Linked DNA regions of Mus musculus: regions 1 and 3 are each linked to region 2. The links are chromatin loops, found by intact Hi-C in ENCODE. Cell type or tissue: heart. All regions are shown on one strand. Each heading gives the region's core, and the rest is flanking DNA. Links, peaks and the distances in the headings are about the cores only. Region 1 has its middle 180 kb from the start of Calcrl. Region 2 has its middle 240 kb from the start of Calcrl. Region 3 has its middle 130 kb from the start of Calcrl.

The links. A loop is a pair of places that touch in the nucleus more often than their neighbours do. Peaks named below come from ENCODE experiments on the same cell type or tissue, not always from the same donor. Only the 100,000 strongest peaks of a DNase experiment are listed, where the experiment ranks them.
Region 1: it touches region 2 in a loop (4-fold over the local background); 4 of 42 quality-filtered maps call a loop at or near these places.
Region 3: it touches region 2 in a loop (5-fold over the local background); 3 of 42 quality-filtered maps call a loop at or near these places.

The regions. Positions count from the first base shown.
Region 1 is chr2:84,244,909-84,255,408 of GRCm38, reverse strand. No RefSeq gene overlaps it. Among named protein-coding and RNA genes, the nearest start is that of Calcrl, 180 kb to the left of the region's middle. In heart, for the core only: a CTCF peak has its summit at 5,340; no DNase peak of the experiment used is centred there; H3K27ac peaks cover 598 bases.
Region 2 is chr2:84,182,492-84,192,991 of GRCm38, reverse strand. No RefSeq gene overlaps it. Among named protein-coding and RNA genes, the nearest start is that of Calcrl, 240 kb to the left of the region's middle. In heart, for the core only: a CTCF peak has its summit at 6,641 (motif pointing left); DNase peaks (open chromatin) are centred at 6,651 and 8,101; H3K27ac peaks cover 671 bases.
Region 3 is chr2:84,288,916-84,299,415 of GRCm38, reverse strand. No RefSeq gene overlaps it. Among named protein-coding and RNA genes, the nearest start is that of Calcrl, 130 kb to the left of the region's middle. In heart, for the core only: a CTCF peak has its summit at 6,898 (motif pointing left); DNase peaks (open chromatin) are centred at 4,195 and 4,615.

The DNA.
Region 1 (10,500 bases), core at 2,223-7,222, 64 kb before region 2:
GTAACAGTATAACTATTGTTTCTGCAGCAGCTACATCCTCAGGACACTTGACTTTTCAGTTAGACCTGTGTTCTAATCATTGAGGAGATAGCTGCCCAGTCTTAGTCACTCTTTTCTCTCTGAAGCATAATGCCACAGTAAGTACGGTAGCCTGAATTTAGCAGTACTTCCTCTGAATACAGGAAAGTCTGCAGAGGAAATCTTTCTGGATGTCAGCAGCAGCTTTTGGTGACACCCGAAAGTCCCTCCCTTTCTGAATCATTTTCTTATTGAAGGAGCTTCAGGCCAAGGCCAACTGCAATATTATAGAATTCTAGGAACACAGAAAGATAATCTAAGAACTCTACTTTAAATATTTCTTTTTGTTCCACATATTTCCATACACTAAACACAGAGACCAATAGCAGTGACGCATATTAAAAGTAAATCCTATCTGAGAATTGTTTGGGAGTACAAATATAATTATAAAAAAAAATTGTGATTTCCTCCCAATATACATCCTTGTCTTCCAAAGAAGAAAATTAAAAAAAAAACTATTTAAGCCATTATAATATGATTGACTGAAATAGTTATTGATAAACTAAAGATCCATATAAAATATAATTTAAGACATTTAAAATATAATTTTAAATTAAGTATAAAATGTGATATTCCTCTTAAATTTCAAACTATATAACTTTGAGCTATATTTACATTTTATCTCAACAATTTAATAAAGATGAGTATGTAAATCATAGCATCTCCGTTTTTATTTGAATTTATGATTATGAAGTGTGTGTGTGTGTGTGTGTGTGTGTGTGTGTGTGTGTGTGTATGCAGTATGATACATATGAATGTGAACACAGATGCTCAATGGCAGGCACGTGTTAATCGGGATAACCTTTAAGAACCAGGTTATATCCTTTCACCTTGAATTTCATGAATCAAATTTACGTGGTCAGGCCTGCCCTGCGTGCACTTTTGCACACTGAGTCACCCCCCAAGTCTGGCGCATCTGTTTTCAAATATGCTTTAAGTTGCTCTTAACATTTCTGTGCATTTATATGACTCTGGCTCATTTGCAGAGAAAAAAAAAAATCTGACTTCAGAACCATTGCCGAGAGAATGCTGGTTATAAATAAGCTGTAATTCTCAGAAATGGTCTTAGAGTTTCCTAGATAAATATGTATATAGAGAAAGAAAGACTTGATTGTAGAATTTGATATAATCTTTTGCATAATAGGATGGCTGGGAACTGCTGATGCAAAACAGGTGAAGTGGGAATGTCAGTAGTGTAGCTCATAATTCTAGATCAAACTTGAGACCTGCAGGGGAGAGGAACTGATCATGTAGTCTCAATTAGGAAAAAGGCTAGAGAACCTGAGTGTGCCGTTTCAAACAGAGAGATCAAATACATAGTTAGAGAGCAGTGTCTTGCTCAGTCATTATCAGAGAAGCTTCCTCCCAAGGGAGGATGTTTTTATTTCATCTTATCTTATTTTCTTATTATTATTTTCAGATGCCTGTTTTCTAATGAGAGGAAGGAAGAAGCGGAGTGGATTTGAGTGGGCAGGGGAGTGGAGAGGATCTTAGAAATGTTGAGGAAAGGGAACCCATGGTCAGAATATTTTGCATAAAAAAATCTATTTTCATAAAAATAAATAAATAAAACAAAAGATTAAACAAATATACAAAAATAGACCTTTCTTTGGTTCTGTTCAAGTAGTCAATCAACTGAATAATACCCACATACAAATACATGAGTGCTTTTCACTCAGGCTAGATTAGAATGCTAATCTGTTCCAAATACTAATCTGTCCCATAGATACATGCATGGAAAAAAATGCTTTACCAGAAACCTGACCATCCCTTCAAACTATTATTAAGATGGTAGATAAAATTAATAATAAAAGAAGATATGTTAAAATACAAGGCATAATTGAATATTACTTAGATAACTCCATTGGTTTCTAAGATCAAAGATCTTTTTCCTCGACATGCTCATTTCAGATTGTCCAAAGGGTGTGTAGACTGGAGTCAATCTTTTCTATTTGGTTAGAAGATAGTTCCAGTCATTGAAGGTAAAAGTAAAGAGTTTCCCAAGAATTGATTTGTTATGAGAAGCAGTCAGAACAAATACTTGAAATATAATTTTTTAGTTATTTATGTGACTTATTTGTACGGAATAATTGACTCTAAGCAGAGTGTTCATGACCACTCCAGCTATTGAACCAAGCTCTTTGTAATGGTTTATCTTCAATGTCTACTTGGTTTTATTGCGAAATGTCTAGGAGCTTAGTCAAAGACACATCTGGGTGTGTCTGGGAGAGCATATCTAGAAACAATTATATCATGAGAATTCTGACCATTTGGGAATCTGAGATCTGAATATGCTGTTAGAGGTGCTGATATTGCAGAAAGGTGGGTCTGGTTGGAGGAAGATAGTCACATGGACTCATGTCCTGGGGGCGGTAACTTTCTAGACCCCTCCTGCTGCTGGTCTCTTCTGTCTCAAGTCTACTGTGGTGTGTACAGCTAAACTCACAGGCAAAATAAGTCCTTAAGTTGTTTATGTCAGGTACCCTTCCACAGAGATGAGAACACTAACCACGTGTTAATGAGATACAAGTTAGAATATGCACATCTCAAATATTGCAATCTTCCAAACAGCATCCACTTAATACAAAAATAAATACATGGATGTTTGAATGAGTGGACAGATTAATAATGAAAGAGAAATTTTGGGGACATATTTGTTCTTGATTTCAAAGCCAGTGAAAGAAAGACAGAGGTAATAAATAAACCTGATACTAAAAGTTAGTAAAAATAAACTGAGTAAGTTGCATTGTAAAACTGGGGCTGAACTGTTGGAAAATGTGGGTTACTGCATGAATATTCAGAAACAACTGAACATATTTCAGGTCCCCTTAGGCAGTATTATTTTGTCTTTCACTAATAATTTTATGACATCTGAGATCTTCACTGACACTTTGTTTTATTTACTTTTTATTTTTTATTTGAAGAGGCCAGATATCCCTGGTTATAGTGACTGTTTCAGGCCAGAGATTTTGTTCTTCGATACCAGTAAAAAGAGTGAGATCCACATTTCCTCCTTTGGAAGAATTAAGTTCCTCATATGTAATGACTTCATTTCCTCATTTATATCATCAGCAGTGTTTCAAATCCTTCTGACTGCCAACCTTCAGAGTTAAGACAAAGTTTAGAGCTGGAAGACACAACTACTGAAGTCTTCTATATGCAACCTGCCTTTTGCTTCCTAGGATGTAGATATTAAACATAATTATTAGCAAAACTTTTTTCCAGTGCTCACATGTAATCTAAATTTTAAATAATGAGCTGGAGTGGTGTGCTAGCATAGCAAACAAAATATAAAACTCTATAACCTGAAAGTAGCACTTTACCTCTGGAGTCATTCCCTCAAGAAATATAACCCTAGTCAAAATAAACTCAAGAAATACTCTATACGACCTCTGACTAGGCCTTTCATAACTGTCAGGACCATCAAATCAAGAAAATTCATGATTTAGAGGCTCCTCACAGTACCTCACGACTATATTAATTTTATAAGGATAAATGTATGACTTTAATAAAATAAGGTGTTAACTGGTAGGTATTTTCCACCACATGTCCTTCATTCTGAATTAAAATAGATTAATCTTTTTGCATACTTTAATGGTAATAATAAGTTCAAATGTCCCAGAATTTACATCTTTGGATTTAGGGTCACACTCAGAGCAGTAAACACAACATATCAATTACTGCTTGATCTTAAAAGTATTTCTTGGGGCTGGAGAGATGGCTCAGAGGTTAAGAGCACTGGCTGCTCTTCCTGAGGTCCTGAGTTCAATTCCTAGCAACCACATGGAGGCTCACAACTATCTGTAATGGGATAGGATGCCTTCTTCTGGTTTGTCTAATGACAGCTACATTGTACTGCTATGCATAAAATAAATAAATCTTTTTTAAAAAGTATTTCTTGGGGCTAGAGATGGTTAGTAGTTAATACTTGCTGCTCTTCCAGACCATCAGGGTTCGATTCCTAGCACCTAACATGACAGCTAACAACTGTCTGTAACTCCAGTTCAGGGGTATCCTGTGCCCTCTTTTGGCCTCTGCTGGCAATGCTTGCAGTGGTCCACTGGCAAAATGTATGTACCCATAAAACAAGTAATAAATACATATTTAAAATTTTAATTTAATCAATCCATTACAGTTAAATGTTCAGTTTCTTCAGGGACACTGCTCAAGTTTTAATGTCAGAATATAGTGTTTATAATTACCAAGCCAACTAAATTATTCAAATAAATATTCTGAGTTTCCTAAAGATATTTCTTAGGGATGGGAACCTGCAGGGATCTGAAAGGATCCCACCTCTACCTGTGGCAATGGTCAGAGAAGAAAAGAGAAGACATCTGATGAAGTATAGTGGTGAAGAGATGACATGGGAAAAACTAAAGGAACGAATTCCAAGCGAAGCAGGGACCAGTCCAAAGAGAGGGACACTAAGTCATCCTCGTGTCTGTCCCACTACATTCTACCAGTCTTCTCAGCTTCTGTTTAGTTGGGCCCACCATGCCCTGGACTTAGGAACTCTCCTAGTGCAGATGGGCGTGAGACCGGTGAGGCAGAAGGAAGGCAGATCATCCTGTCACAGAGCACAGGGAGCTTGAAAGTCGTGTCATCCAATTTTCTCACTCTGTAAATGAGACAAGTGCGGACAAGGGTGACACAGTCCCTGGCTCACAGAACCACATTATTTCACCTTCTCATAAACAAGCGTCAGAGCGGATCTACAGCCTGCGCTCTTAGAATCCTCCGCTCTTAGAGTCCTTCCTCTGAGTTCTTTAAAAGACCTTAGACTAAATCAACCAATGTTTTCAGATTCAGCTTTACTTCCCCTGTGACTTTTCATGAGCGTGCAGCCCCTGCACATTTAACATGGGTGTGAATAGTGCCATGTTCATATTGTTGGTAGAAAAAAGAATAAAACAGAACTCAAGAGGGAACTTCTGGTAAGAGAGACTCCAAAATGAAAGACCTCATTACGACACCATTTAACATTAAACTGATACACAGAATCGGATGTATCCTATGAGTAAGTTAAACTTTCTCACTCAAAGCAACGTTTGTTAGACAATTGAAGCACATTAGTAATGATTTTCTTTTGTCTCTTGAAAACTTGGAAAAGAAAAAAGGGAATTCTGTTAGCTGTGCAAAATGCAGAGAATGGTGCAAAGAATGTTCTCAAACTATTTCAAACAAATTATATCAAAGAGGAAACTGTAGAAATGAGAACCCCACAGGGAAATCTCCAGCTGGGGTATTTCCTACTATTGTCAGGATTCGCTGGCCCTCTTGAGGAATTCCAGACTAGTCACAATGTTACGTTGACCCGTGTTCATAAGAACACAGTTAAAAGTAATGGATTGTGGTTTAAGGGACCTTTGTAGTGTCATTTACAGTAACAACCATTTTTCCCTAAGAAGGTTTATTAGAAAATGTTGGGTTTTTTTTTTAAACTTTGTATGTTCATTAGATTAGGGAAATGCAACTGGTATATTTGTTTTCTTGATAGCACTGGGGAGAGGAAGGGAGGGAGGGAGAGAGGGAGGGGGGAGGGAGAGAGACAGAGGGAGAGGGAGAGAGAGAAATTTTGTTCAGAATAGCATGAATATGTGAGACTTTTGAAAGGATGAAATGCATAAATTGACTGACAGTATCCTATAGACAGATCCTCATTAACATGTATAGAATTAAGAATTAAGGCACCAGGCTTTTGGCTCCTATCCTTTCTTTATCTAATTCCCAATTCTTGCTTTGACCTTGGCCTTCCTATTTGACCTTATCCTCATTGTTTTTTTCTTTTTTTTTAAATCATATTTTCCATTAAAAATACATTTTAAAAGTCATTAGCTCTTGTCTCCTCAAAACTAGGAGCCAAAATCGCTAATTTCTTTTGCTTTAGTATAAAAACTCTTCCAGAGAATTTCATATCCTGTATAAATGCATTTTGCTGCTCTCCATATATCTTTCTGATTGACTTTCCCTATGACAGTATGAGTCCCACCTCACTCTACATGAGAATCCATGTTATTTTTATACTTTATATGACAACATGGGGGAACTTAGGTAGAATTTGTATAAATATCCTTATGGTTTAGCCTGGATGTATCATTTTATAGAAATCTTTTTCTATAACTGATTGAATGTTCCGTACTTATATTTAATTACTATGATTGACACATGGGCCTATCTTGAACTCACATTATTTTGGAAATGTCAGGCCAAAGGCAAACAAAACTATCTGTGAGGGGTTTAAAAAAGGTTTAGTTCAGATGAAATTAAAGTAAGCAGAATTTTACATTCAATGCAATATAAAAAACATTTACAATCATCATTTTAACAACTTTGAATTTCACTGAGAACTGGCTTGGGTATTAAAAACTAGACAAGGGTTTGAAAAGAGGAAAGAAAAATGACGAGAAAAGCAGATGACAAAGGTAAATGTGTGTCTTCTCCAACAGTGAGTGGCCTCACTATTTAGGATACTTTCCTGGGGTGTTTATCAGATTAGTGGTCTGAAAAGAAAGTTCAAGACTTGAATGAAAACAGAGAGGATGTGTTCTGTTTGAAAGCTCCAATACCCTTGTGTGTGTCTTCTTAAAATTACAGTAGTAGGATTGAGACATTTGGGGAATTCATATGGAAACCATACTCTATGGCTAATTTCACATAAGAGGATCATGTTAGTCTGACAATGGTCACTATTTTGGTAGACCTATTTGTTATTCTAAATGTACAGTTTACCAACATTGGTAGTTTTGTTTCACAAATTATTCTCACAGTGTCTTCCCAAGATGTGTACCTCCTCTGCCTTGTGTTTATATTTTACTCCCCCTAAAGAAAATCCACAGTCCTAGCCCTCAGTGAGGATACAGCAAAATAAATTTGGCACTGCTGTGTGCATTCTGATTTACAAGATTTCAAAACTCACCCTCATAAATTGGGCAACATGAACAAGAAATTATGAATCATAGTGAGCTTGTTATATATATATAGCCTGGAAACCAGACCCCGAAATGAGGTTGTGAACCAAAGCCAAACCACAAATACATAATGCTGCTTAGCAAAAGGGAATCAAAATGTCTGTTCTTGTTTTGAGGGTCATTGAAAAATCAATAAGGAGCCAGCACATGGGTACGTCTAGACACATCGAATTGAACTTTTTTTTTAGTTTGTTGCTGTGAATCTCAGTTTTCAGACATTTGCACTTCATTCTTAAGTTTTAAACGTCTTATTCTAAAATATACAGAAAAAGTACAAGAGCCCAAAGCACTCCATTACTTCTCCACACCATTTCCCCTCATTAACATTTCAAGTAACTTTCTCCTCCTCAATAAATATTATATGATGGCCTATATAATCAAACAGTACATATGAGATCTTTCTAAACCATGCAGATGTTATAAATATGATGCATCATTATGTTAAATATTTTACTATGTATTTTCTAAAAGAAAGGAAACTTTCTCATGTAATTAGAATGCAATACCATTGTGCCTTTCAACTGTTTTCTCACACTTGTGAAGTGTATTTGATGTTTTCTTTGAAAAAGAAAAGAAAATCAAGATATTGAGATTTGTATACTACCACTTCCAGAGACTTCTGACATATTTTGATAATAATTCCAATAACTTTATTTATTTCAACTATACATAAGCCATGACCTGACTAAGGATTACAGACTGCATTTAGTTGTCATGCCTCTTTTCTTTAAGTCTGGTAGATGTTGCCATGGTCCTTTCTAGCCTTAAAGTTAACGTATGGGCAGTTATTTTGTGGAATTTAGGATTTGTCACGTGTTAACAGGATCAGATTCTACTTATCTGCTAAAAATGATGTCATGGTCTTACCTATAACTTGGTGGTGACATTCATTCACTTTAAAGTGACTTCGATGAAATTTCTCAGCTCTAAGTCACACTAATGTTTAGGCAGTCCTAACAGAGATTCTAAAAGGGTCAAGAATGTCCTTCCAAAGAGGTGGTTTAAATGAATGTGAATACTCTGCAGCAGAGTTGCACCCAGAACATAGCCCTGAAATCTCAGAGAAGGGTGTTTGTTCTCAGGGTTCAGAGATCTACTAGCTTCCGATGCACAGATCATTCTAAATGATATTCTTTTTTTCCCAAAAAGGAACTCAGCATGTGTCTGCCTCATTCCATTTTAAGTAATAATTTGATTCTTCTCATACAGGTTCAATTCTGAATTTTGAATTTGATATTTAAAGAGCCAAGAGTTTTCTAATTTTAGATACTTAAAGAACAAGACCATTATTTAGAAAATGTTGTTTCAGTATAACATACTTTTTAAGTTATTTCTTTTATTTTTTTTTTACATACAGTATAACTATATCATTTCTCTTTTCTCCCTCAGAACTCACCCATAAAACCTTCCTTTCTCTCTTTCAAATTAATGGCCCCTTTAGTCACTAATTGTTACACACACACACACACACACACACACACACACACACACACACACTCCTAAGTACATAAATACAGCCTGGTTAGTCTGTATAATGTTATTTTTAGTATGTTTTCAGGGTTGACCGTTTGGCAACCTGTTCCTGTTCCTGTTTTCTTCTCTGGGGAGGACAATTTCTCCTTCTCCCAGCGTTCCTTATGGCTTGTAGTTCTTTGTGAAGGGTTGAAGCCTCCTGGGCTTTCCCTGTCCATCTCAGTATGTCTATTTCTGTTCTTGTTCAGCTCATGCTTGGGTGGTCATGATGATGAGACTTTATGGTTGTAGCTTCTGTCATCCCTAAGAGACTCAACTTTACAGTGAAATCCCTGATCCTTCAGCTCTGATTTTTTTTTTTCTGTCCTCTCTTCCCCAGTGACCTCTGAACTTAGGTGAGGGAGTTATTTTGTCCATGTTGTCTTTGGGGACTAGCACTACAACTCTGCATTTTAATTGGATGTAGTTTTTGGTAATGGTCTCCATCTGTCGTAAAGAGAAACGTATCTGAGTATCTTTTCATCCATTCATTTATTTATTTAACCATTATGACGTTTTCAAGCACTTTACATTCTGTTTGCATCTATTCAATGAGGGGTGGCACCTATACCCTAATAAGGTGCACGAGAATGGGCCAATCAGGCAGCTTAAACATGCCTCAAATTCTTCTGTTATCCAGTGAATAATTTTACTTGGCACATACACACAGCAACCACTAAATGTCAGTAGCAATTACAGTTTTCTAATCTCTATCAGTTACCACCAGGTAGGCATGACTAACTCAGCCCATCCCTTCCCTCACTTGAGAGCCACATCCCACTAACTCTCCTATCTGATTTGCAGCTATTCATTTTGTTGCTGCCCGGCACAGCCCATTGCCTCTTCCTCTCCTCCACTTATCTTGCCTGCTGTTCTCTGGAGGATTCAATCTTGAATAACTCAATGAGTTGTATTTCTTTTCTTTTCTAAATAGAACATTCTCAATTCAACTTGCTACACCAACAGTTGGCTTTCCCTTGAGTCTAATATTCGTTTCCCTTCGCCTTTCCACCAATGATGAAAAGGAGTGTTTTTTTTTTCCTTTTTTTTTTAAGCTTCTTTCTTTTTTTTTTAATTAGGTATTTTCCTCATTTACATTTCCAGTGCTATCCCAAAAGCCCCCCATACCCTCCCCTCCCACTCCCCCCCCACACTCCCACTTTTTGGCCCTGGTGTTCCTCTGTACTGGGGCATATAAAGTCTGCAAGTCCAATGGGCCTCTCTTTCCAGTGATGGCCAACTAGGCCATCTTTTGATACATATGCAGCTAGAGTCAAGAGCTCCAGGGGTACTGGTTAGTTCATAATGTTGTTCCACCTATGGGGTAGCAGATCCCTTTAGCTCCTTGGGTACTTTCTCTAGCTCCTCCATTGGGAGCCCTGTGATCCATTCATTAGCTGACTGTGAGCATCCACTTCTGTGTTTGCTAGGCCCCGGCAATAGTCTCACAAGAGAGAGATCTATCTGGGTCAAAAAGGAGCATTCTTTTTCTCCTTTATTTTAAAATCTCCTTCACTGTTCAAGTGCTTGTTAATATTCGTCTCTTCTAATGCATCCTGTTTGCAAATATCAAAATAATGCTGAAGAACGTTTGACACACTAATGCCTTTTGGTGATTTCACCCTCTGCCTACTATATATATTCCCCACAGAGACTTCAATTGTAACTTCTAGTTCAACTTTATTTTAACTTTTAATTATATGTGTTGTGTCTGTGTCTACAAGTATGATCAGTTGAAATCAGGTGCCCATAGAAGATTTAAGAGTGTGTTGGGTCTCCTGCACCTGGATAATAGGTAGTTCAGAGCTGCCCTATGTAGTAATGGTTTGGAGGGACAGGAAATCTTTATTTTAAAGATTTACTTTAGATGATTCTGCTGTGTAACGAACACAGGAGCTGCTAAAGTAGGCATAAAACTAATTTCAATATAATTGAAGTTTTG
Region 2 (10,500 bases), core at 3,581-8,580:
ATAGAGTACACGGCTAAGAGTTACCATGTACTCTACACCCCCAAAAGTTGCCAGACACATATTTACTGATTACTAGATAAATTTATTTAAATAATTTATTTCATATTCATATATGTATATAATGTTCTTGGATCTAAATTTATTCTCTAGTTACTCCTTTTTTAAATTAGGTATTTTCTTCCTTTACATTTCCAGTACTGTCCCAAAAGTCTGCCATACCCCCCCCCCCCCACTCCCCTACCCACCCAATCCCACTTCTTGGCCCTGGTGTTCCCCTGTACTGAGGCATATAAAGTTTGCACGTCCAATGGGCCTCTCTTTCCACTGATGGCTGACTAGGCCATCTTCTGATACATATGCAGCTAGAGACACGAGCTCTGGGGGTACTGGTTAGTTTATATTGTTTTTCCACCTATAGGTTTGCAGATCCCTTTAGCTCCTTGGGTACTTTCTCTAGCTCCTCCACTGGGGGCCCTGTGATCCATCCAATAGCTGACTGTGAGCATCCACTTCTGTGTTTGCTAGGCCCCGGCATAGTCTCACAAGAGACAGCTATATATGGGTCCTTTCAGCAAAATCTTGCTAGTGTATGCAATGGTGTCAGCGTTTGGAGGCTGATTATGGGATGGATCTCTGGATATGGCAGTCTCTATATGGTCCATCCTTTCGTCTTAGCTCCAAACTGTGTCTCTGTAACTCCTTCCATGGGTGTTTTGTTCCCAATTCTAAAGGGGCAAAGACTTTGGTCTTCGTTCTTCTTGAGTTTCCTGTGTTTCGCAAATTGTATCTTATATCTTAGGTATTCTAAGTTTCTGGGCTAATATCCACTTATCAGTGAGTACATATTGTGTGAGTTCTTTTGTGATTGGGTTACCTCACTCAGGATGTGCCCTCTTCCTCCTCTATTTCCCATTCTTTTCCAAAATTCATCTCTCTCTCTCTCTCTCTCTCTCTCTCTCTCTCTCTCTCTCTTAAATTAAATATCCTCTAAATTCATTTAGCATATGCATGGGTATTCAGAGCATCTGCAGGCTCATGGGCCCATATCTATGAAGAAAGTGACTCTTTCGTCCTCAGCAGCCACCAACTGTCAATAGCTCCTCAGATAAGGATGGTGATACACGAGCTCATTTGCATCCATGCTCCGGCTGCCTGAGTTGTAGCCTAACAGTAGTTACAAAAGCAATATCTAACATGAACCCACAATGGCTGTGTGCACACAACTGGTCAGAAATTTAATTTGAGGTTTTGAGGGAAAATTGGAAAAAGAAATGTCTTTCCAAACTTAGTTTCTCACCTGTATGATTATTGATGTCTTTTAACATCCAAAAGGTCTTGATGGCAGAAAAGAAAAGACAAGAAATGAATAACGTGAGTCCTGAACAGAACTCAGTTTGTAAAGAACAGACTACTATGCTGTAGAAGTTGTGAGGTGCATAGAAATGACTGAGAAAACAGTCACATGAGGCTAAGGATTTCTCCTGAGCTTGACATTAAGGGTGGGGGTTACTGAATCACAGCACACATTCATTGTCTGGTTCTTCGGTTTCCAAAGTACTAAACATGAGTTCTTACTGAAGTCAAATCTTTCTACATACTAGTTGGATCCTTGACCTTTGCTCTGTGTCTAACACCTGTTAAAATGTGTTACTGTTCTTGGATTCGGTTAGCGAGAATTTTATTAAGGATTTTTGCATCGATATTCATAAGAGAAATTGGTCTGAAGTTCTCTATCTTTGTTGGATCTTTCTGTGGTTTAGGTATCAGAGTAATAGTGGCTTCATAAAATGAGTTGGGTAGAGTACCTTCTACTTCTATCTTGTGAAATAGTTTGTGCAGAACTGGAATTAGATCTTCTTTGAAGGTCTGATAGAACTCTGCACTAAACCCGTCTGGTCCTGGGCTTTTTTTTGGCTGGGAGACTATTAATAACTGCTTCTATTTCTTTAGGGGATATGGGACTGTTTAGATGGTCAACTTGATCCTGATTCAACTTTGGTACCTGGTATCTGTCCAGAAATTTGTCCATTTCGTCCAGGTTTTCCAGTTTTGTTGAGTATAGCCTTTTGTAGAAGGATCTGATGGTGTTTTGGATTTCTTCAGGATCTGTAGTTATGTCTCCCTTTTCATTTCTGATTTTGTTAATTAGGATTTTGTCCCTTTGCCCTCTAGTGAGTCTAGCTAAGGGTTTAATGCAATTAGAAATTATGCCAGTGCCTGGCAAATACAGAAGTAGATGCTCACAGTCATCTATGAGCCCCCAATGAAAGAGCTAGAGAAAGTACCCAAGAAGCTGAAGGGGTCTGCAACCCTATAGGTGGAACAACAAAATGAACTAATCAGTACCCCCAGAGCTCATGTCTCTAGCTGCATATGTAGCAGAAGATGGCCTAGTTGGCCATCATTGGGAAGAGAAGCCCCTTGTCTTGCAAACTTTATATTCCCCAGTACAGGGGAACGCCAGGGCCAAGAAGTGGGAGTGGGTGGGTAAGGGAGCAGGGCGGGGGGGGGGGGGGCGGGTGTATAGGGAACTTTTGGGATAGCATTTGAAATGTAAATGAAGAAAATATGTAATAAAAAAGTTAAAAAAATAAAAAAATAAAAAAAAATGTGTTACTGTGTGGGCTGGGGAGATGGCGCAGTAGGTAAAGCACTTGCTATACACACATAAGGGCATGTGCTTGAATCCCCAGTACACATAAAAAGCTAATGTGGGGTAGCATGGAGTCTGTAATTCCAGTGTTGGAAGGTGGAACAAAAGGTTCCTAGGAAGTTCTAGGCAATCACTAAGCATTAGGTTATAGTGAAAGAGCTTTGGGGGTAGGACATTGTAGACAGCCTAGATAAAGACTCTTGATGTTGCTCTCTGTTCTCCACACATACATGCACAGGTGTTCATAGCATATTTAATAGTATACAGGTCTGCATAAAATACAGTACTGCATGTAAGCTTTAAATATTATAGCCTCATATAAAATTTGAACCTTCTGAATTTTTCTTTCCAGATAGAGTTTGATGTCTGTATGCATATAAATCTCTCCTTGGCTGGTCTTAGGAAATGGGAAATCTGTAAGTTTAACAATGCCTTAAGAGGCTTAGTAGGACACTAAATTTTCTTCTTTATTTTTAAAACACTTAAAAACTAGTATGAAATTAATGAACCATATGTTAAAATGAAATATATCAAAATGACATCTATAATCTTATATAAATATAATTTATAATCATATATGATTTTTAAAAGTCTCTAAAATGACATGTTTTATGAAGCCAATCCATCTGAATTTTTTTCTGAGAATGTTTCCACTAATTCTCAGGAAATAAAATGCTTTGTGTACAGGGTGAAATTCATTTGTATGATTATAAATTTGATGCTTCCTAAGTAATTTGATTTTGCTGATTAAACCCATTTTACTGAAGAATAGAAGAACATCTGCCTTTGGACGCCATGGAAGTTGAAACCACATCACAGTCTTATGCCTGGGACTGTGACGAAATTTGGATTCTTGCTTAATCTTGAATCTGGTGTTCAAAAGTGACCACGAAAAGTTACATATGAGACCTAAGTTGATAAAATTTAATCATAATGTAAACATATAATGTACTTGAGATTTCTATAGAAAACAAAGTCAAACTGAGTACAAATTATTCAAGAGCTACACCTGTCTAAACAGAGAACTCCATTTCTTCTGACCATCTATTTTCATGCCCAATTACAGAGATTACTTCAACCTCATTGGTACCCACTTAGTAGACTCTGCATCCGTAAGATGCTAAGAATTCCAACAAAAAGTAAACATCTGGATTTTTTTTGGTATAACCATACACTTTTGACTTTTCCTGTGGGTGAAAAAATAATGTTAAGAAGTACTAAATCCAGAGGCCTGAGTTCAATTTCTAGCACTCACACTAGGTAGTTCACGACTGCCTGCAACTCCAGTCCCAGGAAATCTAATATTTCCTTCCTGTTCTGCCATCAGAGGCACACACATATGTGGTACACACACACACACACACACACACACACACACACACACACACACACACACACTAAATTTATGCAAGGCACTATTCACTCTAATTTAATCCTCACCACAATTGCACAAGGTAGTATCAGCCCCCATTGGTGATAGGGACAAGTTGCTTCCCAGGCACTCAGCTGGAAGTGCTAGAGTTGTGATATTTCTCTCTGAAGTCTGGCATCTTCACATTTGAATTTTAGGTAAATTTTTGTAAGTAGACAGACTGCAAAACCATTAGCAAGGGTATGTAGTGTCAGTTCCAAATACTGGCAATAGCTTTAGCACTGTGTCTAGAAAGCCCTAGAGATCTCCTGTTAAAGTGGCATTTTATCCTTTAATTTTTAGTAGAAATTAATATTTTTTTAAAGTTTGGATAATGAACAAATCAGAGCAATGTCACTCTACGTGGTTTACTCTGGAGAAAGTACTGTTATTAAACAGCCCCATATTATATTCTATGTATCAGAACCCTGTATTAGGTTTTATGTAGTGAGCTTACTGTAGATAGTATCATATACCCATATTATGTCTTAAGGATTATACACTTTTAGGAGATAAAGAGAATTACTAAGAATTCAAATACATTTTTCTCTAGGAAGAAAGATGTCATAACTGGGCTCACACTCACACCCTCACCCCATTTTCCAGATCATTAGCTTTCTGAGAAACTCCAAATGCTCTTTACCTATTACTAGTCCACTAGACTCAGCAATCCTGAGTCAGAACACAATTTAATATGCAATGCTTTAAAATAAACAAATAATCTGAGAATGATTATCTTTTAGGAACAGAGAGTAGTACACTGTACTTAAAAGGCTGCCATGGAGGCTGAGGCAGGAGGATAACTAATTCAAGTCCTGCCTGTGTGACAGAGTCTGGTCAGCCATTATAGCCCAATAGATGAAATTCAGCATGACAAACGATGCTGTCTCAAAACACGAGACAGAGAGAAAACGAAGATAGATGGCATTGATCGTTGACCTCCATCAGTGTTCACACACGTGTATCATATCCACTTGCAGATTGCACACATGGAAGCATGTGTAGCTCACACATATATAGCACAGATACTTGAAAAGCACCGACGGTTGCTTCTGTGACAGCTCTGAACCTATCGTAAGTATGATGGTGACAATCTCTCTTCTTCAAAGCATTTCCATCTGTATTTGAATTTTGATTTCATTTGCTCACCTCCTCATAGCATTCTGAACAACCGCCACCCTAGAACATCAGGCCCTGATCCCAGGATCCTATAAATGTAACTTCTGACAAAAAGAGGCTGGGTTGAGATGGGAAGTTATTCTGGTAATCCAGGTAGGTCCTCAGTGCTGTCGCACACATGGAGACAAGCCAAGGCTTGCTGGCAGCCACCTGACACTACACAAGTAAGAAGTGGATTTTCCGTTATATCCTCCTGAGAGGGTATGGCCTACAGTAACCCTGATCCCAGACTTTTGGCCTCCATAGCTGTGAGAAAATTAATTTGTCATTTTAAGCCACCCAGTTTGTAGTAATTTGTTACGCTGGTCACAAGAAAAAAATACTATCCCCTAAGAGAGAAAAAGGCCACGCTTTTTTAAAATCTTGTAACCTTGCTGACTAGAACAGCAATTTTAAATCTTGAATTCAATTCAAAATAATTCCCAGAACTTGTTTATAAAAAACTGATGTCCAAGCCAAATCTCTGTGGTATAGAACCCGAGTGAAAGTCAATAGTGAAGCTATGGTGTTGATCATATCTCCAGATTACATCATGTGTAGTTCAAGTTGAGATGCTCACACCGAGAATATCTTATAAGCTAGTGGAGAGGAGTAAGAAAGACCTTCAACCCTGGATTTAGGTTGCCCAGTATCCAGATCAGAAGATAATTCTATAAGGCAGAAGTGCCTAACCTTCAATCCTCTCATTTCTTAAATGTAATGATAAAATTATCTTCTTTGCATAATTATTTTGAAGCCTAAAGTGGGAGATTGTTTGTTTGTTTGCTGTTTGTTTTAATATAGCCCCAAGGCCATTACAAGTTCTTCAAAAACATGAGATCACAATTTTGAAATATAATTAATTTCAGAATTCTGAAAGCAGTTATTATTTTAAATGAATTAGAGAGACTAAAGATTTTAGAAAAAAATAAATATTCAATATTTACGTAAATTAGGTTTTGCATGCTTTTATTCACATAAATTTACTGAGATACTAAGTTTCAAAGGCACGGACTCTCAACCAGATAAGCAGACCTGCCAAGCCACTCCTTTAAACTGTGCAGTTGAATCTTCTGTGGATTCAACAGCAATCGATCGGTTCACTTTCAGTGTCGTCTTGTTAAAGTGACCTTAAGTTGTAGTGATTTGGGATTGGCAGAGAATGAGCTACGTTTTGTATATAGTAGAGTCATGCCAATCTTTCCAAAGTAGTTTTTCCCCCCATCAAAATCCCATCTGTTTTGCTGATGTGCCAATATCTGGGGTCTGTTTTTCATAATGTCATTTTGTTTGTGAGGATGTCTGTTCCTGAGGGCTCATGAGTTGGCTGACAATGAAAAAGTGGTCACAATGAAGCCAGGAAATATCCTGAAAAATAAAGCACAAGCCAGGAAAGACACTGCGCCCTGCTGGCCAGCTGTGCGGAGCTGTGGGGGAGCAAGGGCAGCAGCTGAGGACATTGCTCTGCACTGTGTCTGTGGTGGCTGAAGAGACCTCCAGTGAGTGATCATGGAAGAACAGAGCCTCAAGGCAGCTGCTGCCTGCTCCCTTCCCCCCAGAACTGCGTGAGCAAAGCGGCTCTGAGGAAAGCATCGGTTTTACAAAGAAAGAAAAGAAATATGGAAAATGCCTAATGACATTTTACTTTCTTATATATAACCCTTTTCAGAAACGTTAAGAAAGGAGAAAGGGTTGATTAAAAAGCAAACTGTGTAAATACTTTTGTAAAGTGTGTGTAAGTTTTGTTTTTGGTATTCAGCTAAAAGATGACAACCTGACTTGTATCTGATAGTTTTACATTACTAAACATTTTACCCCATTTATTCAACTTTGGGTCAATGATTATACCAAGGGGGAGATTTTTCTCCCTGATGTAGTCAAAGAGTTATAAAAGCTGTTGAAAATTTGTGAAGCAATGTATCTCTATTTTAGATATAATTTTCAGTGTTGCCTATCATAAATGCTTTGAAAATACGTTCATAACTTTAAAGGTTACCAATTCATGTGAATATTGCTCATGAAAAAATTTAAAAAGGATTTAGCCTTTATAATCCTCATTTGCCATGACGATCAACAAAATGTATGTTATATTATGTTCTATTTTGTAGCTTAAGGAAGCATGAACATTATCCAGTTACACTGGCATCCGGTCCAGATATCTTTGACTTAGAGACTTTTTAGCCCGATGGAGTTTTTAAACTAGGTAGTTTAAAAAACACAAAAGCTCTGGTTTATCAACGAATACTGTAGAAAGAACAGTGAGTCCAGCAAGTGCTATGAAGGTCGTGGCAATTCTATCTTCTGCACACTGTGGGCTGTAAGCTGGGTGGCCGCATAGCTAGGCAAGGAGGCTAACTCCTTAGAAGCGTGAAGAATGAGAATCCTCTGAGTCTCTTTTTTAATAAAGTAACTTAGCCATAACGAATGAAAGTGCTATAGAGATTTAAAAAGACGTTTTTGAGGGAAAAAAAAAAAACCTCATGAAATTCAACAGTAGAAAGACAACATTTCCTAGTTAGCTCTGTATCTGTGCAAAGGAAAACATTCACTCGGGAATGAACTGGAAGTTTCTAAAACTTTTTGTAAAATTCCATTTTTCAGTGACGGTGGCGCGGGGTGCTGTATCCCGGTGCCCTCCCTCTGGCTTTCATTCAGGTGATAGACAGGAAGAGGAGAGATCCAAAATCCCGCCTTTTCCCAGTCAGGCATAGCTTTTTCAGCTTGAGGTATAACAATTGTAGGAAGTGGTGAATGATGGAAACATTTTCCTAGAAGAGGAGGCTGAAGCCTAGGAGAACCACTCCTATCTGAGCTCTGACTACTTACCGAGGCATGAATCGGAGGAAGCTTGCCACACGGAGAAGGCCAGAACAGACCAACGTGACTAGGAGCTAGACTGTCCCTTCCGGAGTGTGATGGACTAGCACACTCCCGGGATGCAGCTTCCCCCGACATTTCCTGAGCTTTTCCTCATGACTGATCCCCTCCCCTCGCAGGATTCAATGGAAGGGATTACAGCTATATTTTAAAACAACCCGTTCAGAGGGCAGCTAGGCACCATTACAGTTCTGAAGCCACGCGCCCATGTGCCATTGCTGTGCTTGCAGTTCTTACAAGAGGCGGGTTGCAAAGGAAACAACTTGGAGATGGCCTTGCACTGAAGAGGCTAAAAGGAAATTCAGCTGCAGAGAGAGACTAGAAGAAAAATACCATTTCCTGAGTTGGAAAGCAAATCGTCCCATCATCCCTGGGCTTCATACACGGCAGCTTCAGTGGTCAGATAAGAGCAAATGGCTCAGTACTTGTGAGGGCTTTCTTTCCTCCCCCCCAAATATAAATCATCGCCGTTACCCTTCATCAGCTCTGTTTTATAGTTACAGGGGAAGATCGGTTACAAGAAGCACTCTCGTTACAAAGTGACCCTATCACTGGATGTCAGTGATAGCACAGAGAGACAAAATTGAAAATCGTCCTATTCTAAATAACCTAGCATACTGATGTACTCTACAACGTAGGAATAAATGAACACACTCGTTTTCTCATACACTTATTCAGGATCACACCTCACCCCCCCCCCACTGCCCCCCACCCCTGAGATGAATCTGTGTTTGTCAGCTGGGCAAGTACATGAACACAGACAACAGAAAATACCACTTACTCCTGAGGCCACTAGATTAATGATTAATAAGAGCTTAAGGAGGCAAGTAAGGAACTTTCATTAAATGATGAAAACACAAGGCATTTCCTGGGGATTTGCCTTTGATTAGAAGAAGCAGTTCAAAGCCCTGACCTTTCATTTCAGCCGGTCCTTAATCCTCAGGAAGTCCCTGGTGCTTTTCTGGCACTTTGGCTGTATTGCTATTTTAAGACACACTGTTGAAATCTCTCAAAGAAGATGATCTGTCTTTCAAAATCCTGTGTCTTGCAGTTACTCAGAACTCGTTAGCCACTTGGTGGCATTCCTAGGTCTGTCATGCAGTGGACAAGGGTATCCATATAAAAACACTGTTAAATCCGAGTTCTATGAGTCTCATGTGACTGAACAAGTTAATTTCCCCAGTAAGATTTTATAAACTGCTGCATGGGGATAATCACTTCCTAATTAATGCTGAATAAATCAAACAGTAAAATCACATGTTTGAAGTGTTCGGTACTTACCCTGATTCAGTTCACAGGTGTTGCTAAAATTTCAGGAATGCTTAAACTCTATAAAGCAGATTAATGTCTTGAGTGTTTTATAATTGCTTTCATGCATGTTTTCTTTTCTTTTGAGGGTTTTTTTTTTTATTTTTTGAGATTATAATCTATTTAAGCTATCTATATTATTTAGAACTTTCAGGAAATCTAATACAATTGAATATAATTACAGAATGCACATACAAATAATATACTGTTGTTGGCAAATGTAGCTGTTTTCATCTTATAATAAAATGTTCTTTATTTAGGGTCTACAGAATCCTAGATTCTGCTGGTAAAACCTCAGTATAATTAGGTATAGATATTAACTTTGGTACAGATATCTAGAAGATAGTATGCAATTTTCCAAAGCAACATGAAAAGCATCAAGATAATGCTTTGTCTTTTACTAAACACTTATTCACGGAGTTGGGGAGACGACTCAGTGGCTAAACACTTGTCATACAAGAATCAGAGCTTAGATCCACAAGCATCCATGTAGAGATGACTTGCTGAGAGGAAGACATAAGGGATCCCTAGAGTAAGCTGCTTTGCTGAACTGAGCAAATTCTGGGTTCAAGTGAAGGACCACACCTTCAATGCATAAGATGCATAAGGTGGACAGTGAGTGAGGAGAATGCCTGACATCACCTCTGTCCTCCACATGAATACACACACACACACACACACACACACACACACACACACACACTCCACATACACATAACTTCCCATTGTCAATTATAAACAGTGAGGTAATGAATATTGAGGAAAATACATTATAACAATTTTTAATTTTTGTTACATCCAGACTTGTGGTGTTAAAAGTAATCTATGTTTTTGTTTTGTTTTGTTTGTTTTGAAATGGAGTTTCTCTTTGTAGCCCTGGCAGTCTTGGAATTCTCTATGACCAGGCTGGCCTCCAACTAACAGAGATCTGCCTGCCTCTGCATCCTAAGTGCTGGATTTAAAGGCGTACACTGCCAAGCCTGGTATAGTCTATGTTTACTGAGAAAGAGGACATTTTTGACAAAGAAAATAGATACTAGAACAAATAAGTAGACAACTCTATTATTAGAAATATTATAATGGTAATTAGAAT
Region 3 (10,500 bases), core at 2,217-7,216, 110 kb before region 2:
GGCATATGATTAATAAACTAAAGAAAGTATAGTATTCTTATTTTCGCTGTGAGCACTTAAGGGAAAGTATTTCTCTATGGATGTTAATATTTAATTTTTTTCATAAAATATATTTTGATCATGTTTTACTCTTCTTCCAACTCTTCCCAACTTTCCACTTCCCTACCGAGGTTCTCTCTCCTTCTCTCACTTCCTCTCTCCCTTTCTATCTCTCTCTTCTTTCTCCTTTCCTCCCTTCTTCCCACTGTCCCTCCTCCTCTCTCTCTGTTAAACTAAAAAACAAAGGAACAAAGAAAAATGAAAACCAAACAAACAAACAACAGTAAGGCTAGACTAAATCCAGAACTGAAAAAATGACAGCTGGGCCTGTTGCTCTAGGGCAGCCACCTTGAAGAGCCTGTCTGACCAACTTGCTTCCGGGTGGTCAGTCACAACACCTACTCCATCTACAAGCTGGTGGACCATGAGAAGGAACTAGTGCTTCAGAAGCAGATTCAGGAGCACAGCTTTGCTACTGAAGATGAACACCTGAAGCATGGCTGTAATGGAAAAGGTCTCAACAATGGTCTGGTAATTATGGTGCTTCAGAGACCAGAGGCTTGACCTAGGCCAATGACTCATGGTAATTAGTATTTGCATGTACTGCTGTGTAGGGGGGGAAAAAAGCTGGGTGATTTGCAATTTTCAATGTAAATGAATTTTCCATGGAGAGGTGGGAAGGATGGAGGAACAGAGAGAGTCTGAACCGTGTCAATGTCCAAGGCCTGAGCTACCTTCAGAGGCCATGTTGCATGGAGGTGCATGAATGAGGCTGTGTTGATATCGATGGCCTATGCTGCCCTGAGGTCATGTTTGGGTCCATGGTCCTGATGAAGTATCTGTAGACCATATGGCCATGTTACCATCAAGTCTGTGCAGAATTTCGGTGGTCCATGTTCTTTCCGGAGGCCATGTCTGAATCTGTGGTCCTACTGCAGCTGGAGGTCGTGTTGATGGCCGTAACCTATGTTACCACCAAAGACCGTGTGGATGTGCTGGAGGTCATGTGGATGTTCTGGTCTGTGCAGTTGTCAGATATCACGTGGAAGTCCATGGTCTGAGCTGCTGCTGAAAGGAAAGGAAGCTCTTCTGCAGTTATTGACAAGTGCAGGCTAACAGTTGACAGAGAGACATAGAAGGTTTCGGTGACAAGCTTTCCCATTCCATTCCCCAAAGTAGTAACCTAGGCAGAAAGCCCTCGACATCAACTTCTAAAAACTGGGATAAGGATGCTGAAGTGTAGCTCACCACAATAGATGGCTACCGACAGTGGCAGGGGTGGGGGTGGGGTGGGGAAATATTCACTTTTCTTTTAGGGGCTGTCTGACCATGTTCCGTTGACTAGAAAATAGTAATTTTTAAAAAAATGTTTTTGTCACAAGGCTGGGGAGTGGATCTGTGAAGACTTCGAACTAAGGGTGATCCAGGTGCATTATGGGAAATGCCCAAATAATGAATAAAAATATGTTTTTTTTTTTTTAAAAAAGGAAAACAGCAGATGGTCAGTTTCTCCAGTGGAATGTCTCAGGGTATATCAGCCAGATGTCATGGCTTTCACAGGAGTAGCTGGCCAACTCAAGATGGACTCCATGGTTTTGTGTGTGTGTGTGCTTTTTGCTTCAGTTTGACAAGCATATGGTTTACACCTATAAGGATCTTATGTTGAAAAAAAATCAAAATTTTTAAGATAAATTAATGATTTATTAAGACACACTTTTAAAGTAGGTAATATTTTTCTTTAATTTCTCAGGGGAAAAAAATCTATGATTTTTCTAAAATCTCCATGATCAAGAACAAATGTCACTCATATAAACTCTGTTCCCTCCATCCCTTAGCCTTTATCTGCAGTTTTATAGTTAGCAAGAAGGCAAATGAAATAAACAAGAAGGCTTAGTGCAACCATTTGATATTTCTACCCTTTACTATCCTAAGACAACATTAGACAAATTGAAAGTCAGGAATTTCTAAGTGTGCATATTCCCTTAAATGTATGAGGTAGAACGTTTAAAGATTTATGACATTTATTTTATATCATGATTTCTCAGTCCTTGTTAAGATGACAGAATTTGGGAAAATAGATGTCTTTGTGTTTTTGGTCTGTTTGTCTGTTGCATATGTAACAAGAGTAGAAACAACAAGATAGATCGCAGAGTGTCTGAGAGCAAGCCAACAGTGCAGGAGATGGAGAAAGTGACTGAAGGGGAGTTAGGTTTCCAGGATACAGCAGCTTTCCTCCTGGGAAACTCTCAGCTAGTTAGCATTTCTTTTAATGTCTCAGGAAAAGTGAAGGATTTTCCTGACACACAATTTACCGACTAAACATAAGCAGGAACACAAGTCATACCTTAGGGCACTCTTTCAAACACTTGTTTCTTTCCAGCTTCTAGCTTGTATCTAGATTCCTATCTACAAGTAAAAAGAGAGAAAACTAGAGATTAGTATAGTATTTAGATATTTCTCTCTTGAAACACTTTACGGTTTTTTGTTTGTTTTGTAAAAAAAGTTCAGGCAACCAGAGGTTTTTTTTTTTTTTTTTAGTTGTGCGTATTCCTTTAAGACTTGTGAGGCTGAGCACTCGTTTTTTCTTTCCTGGGAATGCCTTTGCTAGCTTCCCTCTTCATTCTTTATGATGCCATAAACTGAGGACTGCTTTTGTTTCCTTTGGGTTTGGAGAGAGCTAAGACACCTTGCAAAGATTTGCAGCTGGCCATGATATTCTAGCTTAATGAATATTCATAACCATTTGAAAAGATAGGATGGCAAGGGAAACTCTCGGTTCTAATAAATAGCACTGTTTGTCCCACGATTAATAGCTGCTTCCTGTTTTTAAACATTGATACATTGGATGGGAAGTAATGAGAGAAAAATCCCCTGCAGAGGGGAGGAACTGAGCAGGACTGGAAAGGTCTGAACTGGTCGGCTTTGAGGACTTAAGTTTAATCTACGAGCTTGACTTGTTGAAGTCTTCTTCGTGTTCTAGAATCAATTGAAACTCATAGAGTGACTCTATGTGCTTTCAGATTCCTGCAAGGGTCTCTTACCCTCTGAGTCAGTTCTGAAGTAAACTAAAGCACAGCCCACCTCTAACGCCAGTATGGGAAACTACCAGACTATTCAAGCCCAAATTCTACAAATTGGGATGTTCTTACTGGCTCTGTTGGTATGAGATGGGAAGGTTTTATTTTGTTTGTTTGTTTGTTTTGTTTTGTTTTTAGATCCCCAGGACATGCATAGTTTTCCTAACACCAGATGGACTTTCCATTCCCTTTACTGTTAAATTCAGAGAAAAAAAAGTAAAAGAAAATTTAAATAAAAAAGCAAAGCAAGTAAATAAAACAACCACCTAAACGCAGGTGCTTCCAAGTATTTTGTCTGCCTTTCTTTTTACTTAAAAAAAAAATCTCCTCTAGACCTCAGAACATTCAGCCCTAAATGGGACTTATCCACTAACCCCTCCCCCAGGGCTCAGGGAACCCATGAAGAGGTGGTAGAAAGATTGTCCTTTGTGTATATGTGTGTGTGGATGAGTGGATCTCTGATTCTTGTGCCTTCTCCTGAGTTCTTTCTCTTTTGTTTGCTTGCTTTGCCCGATTCCAACATGCTAGTTTCTTTTTTTTTTATCTCACTGTACTTTATTTTATTTGAAATATTTTTTTTTGTCTAGGATTAGGTTCACCTAAAATACACAAATGTAATGATAATAGAAACAATATGAACTTTTAGGTTTACTGAAAACACTAACATTAAAATGAAATATGCATGAGAAAATGTGTTTAGTTATCACAGAAAAAGATTTGTCAATTTGGAAGACCATTATATCCAAGAACCAATATTTTTTTTAGTGTTCTTAACATCTATCCATGGCTTTTCTTCACTGCTAAGTGTATGGTTGTACAGTGGTAGTTTAGAGATGTTATGGGGCTTCTAAGTACACACACACACACACACACACACACACACACACACACACAGCACTTTTTAGACTTTCCTGAATACTACAACAACAAACTATTTTTGTTCAGACACTTTATACTGGAGAAAGCTATTTTTACAGTGAATCACATCCTGGTCTTCAAAAACAATGGGATAAACTGGGTACTCAATACAAGGGTGATATTTCCACTGTGAACAGGAAGTGTGTGTGTGTGTGTGTGTGTGTGTGTGTTTGTGTGTGTGTGTGTGTGTGTGTGTTTGCTCAGTATTTGCCTACAAAGCTCTCACCGATTGAGTTTACTAAATGTTTCTAATTTGTTTTGTCACATGAACGTTCTGCTTTCATTTTTTAAAGATTTTAATTATTTTCAAACATTTATGAATTAACTTTTATTTGCCTTTTCTGCCATTTAAAATCGATAAATATCATATTCATGTTTGTATTTTCATTTCAAAATTTAGTCTTATACCACCAAGTTAAGAATTAGTACACTTATTGCAGTACTCTTATTTTTCCTACTGATCAGCATAGAAAGTGCTCTTCAGAAGTTCGCTGTGCTTTTACCAAAGGAAACAACTTTGGGAATCCAATAGTCCTGGGCAGCTTGCAAGCAGATGGAGACTCCTGCTGCTTTTGAACTTGGGCCACAGAAGGGAGCACACAGAGTGATCCTGGTTTGTTTGTGTCTTCTCTGAGTGGGTTGCTGGAAGTCCAGATGCATATTCTAAAGGATTGCTTTAAAAAAAAAAAAAGAAGCCTGTCCAAATCAAAGCTCCCAAAGTGATACTGATTATAGTTTATGGCTTCCCTGTTTTAAATGTCGGTAGATCTTCTCTTCTATTTCATGCTAACAAAAACAATGACAAAGGTTATGAACATTGTTTATGGGAAGGATATTTTACTCTCCTCAGGACTAATGTATTGATGCATTTAGATGCATTTTGAAAACATGTTTTGAATTTTAAGATACAACTTTTAGAAAAGCATATAGGAATTGAGTTTAAGATATTTTCACCATAGATTTTTTTCAATATTTAACTACTAGAAGTAGAAACTGCAAATAACATATAGAATATGCGATATACATGCACATAGGGGACATGCACATACATGCATATACACATATACATATATACACACATATCCTTAATTTAGTAATTATATTTTAGGAATTTAAAAGTGAATTGTTATTAAACTTGAAAATACCTTTTGGAAATTAAAAAAATGTTTTGATTTGAAAACTTTAAGTACAGTTTATTTCTAACAATTTGGTTAAAATGAAAATATCAGAAGCAATTTTTGATGTATAGTACTATTTTTAAAAATAGTCTCAGAACTTTTAAAATAAAAGCCACAAATACCATAAGACAGAATTTACATTGGGATATGATGTACTCTTCTATTTTAACATGGGCTTTTGAAATACAGATCTGAAGCCAAACAATTGATTTTAAAAGTCTGTGTTAGGTAGTTAATTAGTTAACACAATATTTCCCAGGCCTTTCAACTATGATATGGCATATGGATTTTATTATATCAAGTCAAATGAACTGTGAATTACATACAGCCTATCTTCAGTAATGAAAAATTTTCTTTTTGTACCAATAAGTTGTTGACATGCTTTTTTAATGGTAGATTATGAAGCAATTAAATTTAAGTCAGGAAAATATAAACACATTACTAATAATTAGAAAACATAGATTGTGACTCAGATAATTAATAAAGTAAATATCCAATTTGTTCGTAGGCCCCAGGCAATGTATAATTAGTTTGTGGATTAAGGATAAAAACATTTTTTACAAGTGAAAAAGAAAAGATTTTCACTTGGTAAAAATTTTCTGTGTATTGAGGGCATCACAATAAAAGGGGGAGGAGGGAAATACTTGAAGTGTTATTTTTGACCGTGGCTTTACAAGTGTGACTTTAACATAAACATGTGGAGGTGGCAGAAATGCTTAGTTCTATTCACTGTTGGGCTTTTGACAGGTCAGGAGATGGAGGGAACCTCTCTGCATCTGCTTAGTGTAAGAATGAGACTCCAGCTCAGAACAAATTTCTACCACTTCAAGAGAGAAAGATTTGTATTCATTTGTCTGTAAAGACTACTTTGGTTATAGTCATCAGATGCACAATTTGATAGCAGAGTCGTGATCTATGGCAGAGCGTGAACACCTTGCAACTCTGTGGAGTGAAAACGTACATCATATTGAATAAAACTGTTGTTGGCAGCCTATCGTACTGTCCTAAACCTACACACAGGCAGTTCATGCTTGTTAAGGGAAGACATGGACCAGTGGGGAGAAGGATGAGGACGAGAGATCGCAGAACTCTGAGATCATTCTCAACTTTCTAAACTTATGACCTTGAGCGATATAGAGACATCAAAAGTTTCTTACCGACAAGAGCTTTCTTTAGCCACATGAGGTCTCACAGTCATGTAAACACAGCCACTGTTAACTAGGATGAAGGCTATGGATGTATCAAAATGAATCTCATACCTTTTTCCCCAAAGTTGCGGTGAGTTTAGACTCAGTCTTCTATCTAGTTCTCGCCTCTACTGCTCCTTTCCTACCCTGGACTTGTCCTTGGCCTTTGTTTTCTAGGAGTCAGTCTTTGTGGCTTGGCCTCTCACCAGTTTGATTTCCTTGTGTTTTTCTTGGCCAGGATATCTAAGAGAAATTTTAGCTATTTATTTTCTAGTAGATAATATTCCCTTAGGTTGATTCTAGTTATGAGATAATGAGAACACATTATCACTTGTATACTCCTTGTTTTCGACATATTGGGCTATTGTCACTAAGACACAGACAACCGATGAGCATCTTGCAACTCCTACTAAGTGCTGCACCCCACTACAGGCACATTCCTCACCAGCAATTTTAAGTCCAGTTCTCTGGCCTGATCTACACTTTGCTGCCCTCTTCTGACCCACAGCTATTATGGTTTGTTTTGCCTTGTTAAATTTATTTATGTAGTGTGTTTGTGCATGTGTGTGCACACCACAGCATGAATGTAGAAGTCAAAGCACAACTTATGTGCATCAGTTCTCCTTGTTCTGTGTGAATCCCAAGGACTGAACTCAGGTTGTCAGGGTTGGCAGCAAGTGCTTTTACCAGTAGAGCCCTAGAGATGGCTCTTTAAAAAATATTTACATTTATTTCATTATAGCTTTAATCAGACAGAAACCAATAAAGTTTCAGGATCTCTATGGCATTAACTCTTTTCTGGTTTCTATTACTTCTATGATTCGTATATCTGCCCATGAGTAATAATAGCTATTTGTGTGATGTTTAAGAAGGTAAGAATTATAATGAACATGGAGACGTTGAGGTGGTACCTATCTACATAGAGCCTTCACTCCTCCTGACTAGTGTTCATGGTTCTAGAGGGTACTTTGCCTGCTACCACAGGAGAAAGGTAAACACCAATCCAACCACAAACTCTTTGATCTACAACAATGACCTGGTGCAAGAGGTGTTACTATACTAGTAGCCCAAAGCTGTGGGAGTCACCAACAACTATATGACTGAATTTAAGGCCCACTTCCTGAGACAGAACACATCCCTGACACTGTTCTGGTAGTCAAGAACTGGAAACCAGATAGGCCAAGGACCTGGAGGAAAAAGAAATACTACTGTTATGCTAAAGGAACATAACCAGAAGATGACTCCTAAGGGCATTCTGCTATACTCATAGATGAGTTTTTTGCTCAGTCATGATCAGAGATGTTTCCTCCTGCAGTAGATGAGGACAAACACAGAGACCCATTGCTGGAACAATATACAAAGAGTGAGAGAAACACTTGAAACACTCCATCCATCAAATCCCTCCACTCAGGGTACAAGGAACCATATGGGAGAGGAGCCTTCGGGATAGAGGGCAGTAGGAAATGAGGATCTCCAAACATCTAGAACCAATACATATTTGAACTCACAAAGACTGCAGCAACATGCACACGGGCCTGCTTGGGTCTGTACTAGACAGGGTCCCAGTGCTGAGAGAAGAGGACTCTGGGGGAGCAAAGCATTCTTAAGGGCACGCCTACCAGTAGATGGCCAACACAAAATGAACTCAATGGTATCCTTTGAGTTTTGTTTGTTTGTTTGTTTGTTTCAGAAGGTTTTGACAGGGTACTTCCCCTCCCCCCTACCTTACAATTCCTTTATGCATTTATTATGACTTCCAGTTTAGTGTTTTGGCGGGATTCCTGTGTATGTGTCCCGGCACCTACATTTATGTCTCTGTGTCTACATTTGTATTGCATACTTTTTCTTTTTTCTTTTTTTCCTTCTGTCTGGTCTGTCCTATTCCACTTTGTTTTTGTTTTATCTTATTTTATTATTATTTTAGATGGCTGTTTGTTTTATAATCAGAAAAAGAAAGGATGTGAATTCTTCTGAGAGGAAGTATGGAGAGTATCTCATATGTTGTGGGTGAGGGGAAGCTGTGACCAGAATATATTGTATGAAAAACAACCATTTTCAATATGAAAAGAAATCCGGGCAGTGGTGGGATACGCCTTTATCCCAGCACTTGGGAGGCAGAGGGAGGTAGATTTCTGAGTTCGAGGCCAGCCTTGTCTACAGAGTGAGTTCCAGGACAGCCAGAGCTATAAAGAGAAACATGAGCCTGATATAGCTGTCTCCTGAGAGGCTCTGCCAGTGCCTGACAAATACAGAAGTGGATGCTCACAACCATCCACTGGATAGAGCATGGAGTCCCCAGTGAAGGAGTTAGAGAAAGTACCCAAGGATCTGAAGGGGTTTGCAGCCCCATAGGAGGAACAACAATATGAACTAACCAGTATCCACAGAGCTCTCTGGGACTCGTGGCTCTAGGTGCATATGTAGCAGAGGATGGCCTAGTTGGTCATCGATGGGAAGAGAGGCTCTTGGTCCTTTGAAGGCTCTATGCCCCAGTATAGGGGAATGCCAGGACCAGGAAGCAGGAGTGGGTGGGTTGGTGAGCAGGGGGAGGGGAGAGGGGAAACCAGGAAAGGGGATAATGTTTGAAATGTAAATAAGGACAATATCTAATAAAAAAGGGGGGGGGGGGAACAAAAACAAAAACAAATCAAAAACAAAAACAAACCCCCAAAACAAAAAAACAAACAATAAAAAACCAATATGAAATGAAAACCCACACTTTTTCAAATTTATAAGAAATCAAAAGGAAATTGAAATCTACACAATACAACAGGCAAGTGTCTCAGTTCAAAATCTCCTTTACCTACTGAGATTTAGGGTTAAGATGTCTGGGTTCATTCTCCCATTGTTCCTGACACCATCTATAGCCGCCAAAATGGTTTGTTTTCCCTTAAAATTGATATATATTGCCAATTACCACCTTTAATCTCCAGTAACTGAATTTCATAGTTATTTTAATTTTTAAATTTTTTACTTTAATTCTTTTTAAAAAATCTTTTTTTTCTAGATTTTTTTTTTTTTTTAGTCAGGGTATATAGTCTTCCTTGTGTAGCCCTGGCTGTCCTGAAACTAGCTCTGTAGACCAGGCTGGCCTGGAATTTACAGAGACCCACCTGCCTCTGCCTCCCGAGTGCTAGGATTACAGGCATGCATCACCACTGCCAGAATTTACTTTAATTATTCAGTTATGTCTGTACGTGTTCTGCTTCTTTCCACAAGCAGCACATATAATAATTCATTTTGTTCTTTTCCAAACCCTCTGGTTTTAGACTAAATTATACCTAAAGACATGGCTCAGAGGATCTTCTAAGTTTGTTGTTGTTAGTGTCTTGTTTTTGTCTTTGTACCTGTGGAATAAACAGTTTCAAGAACAACAGTAAAATGAGAATGCTAAGAGAGAAAAATAGAAGGAGGCAAAGTTAGTTTGTAATTCTAAATAATTCTGCAAAATAACTTAACACAAAGGGTTTAATTAAGAAAGACAAGGCTTTATGGGCAGCTTAGCAGGGAAGGATTGCTGTTAGAATCCCAAGACCTCATTAGCTAACCATTTTCTGGCTGTCATATATGATCCCATATTTCATGTGGCTGCCTGGGCAGAGTGAATGAAATTCAAGCGAGTTACATAAGATCACCTTGGAAGCAGAAGCACTGAATCATGTGTGCCTTGTGAAAACAACTATTCATAACAGACTCAATGAGAGCTCAACTTGAAACGATGATTCTGCTCTGATGAAATGCCTTTGGGCCGCCTTTGATGAATGAACACAGAAGCATATTCTTGCAAGAGAACAAGGAAGCCCTCGGGGTCCATTAGGTCCAACTAATGTGCCATCCAGACGAGGCTTTTCTTATTCCTGTCATACTCTCTCCTGCATCCTTGAACAGTGTGAGGGACAGAGAAGCTAGTGTGCTATGACCCATCTCTGCATGGTCTATCTGAAGTATGCAGACATGCCTCTGTCTTCTCCTAGTCTCCTTGGTGTTTACGAGTATTTGTAGTACTTTTTCTTTTTGTTTCAGGTAGTGATACTCCGTATTTTGGTTTTTTATTCCTTACACACTTGTCTAAAACCAAGACCCCTTTTCGCCTGCATGGAA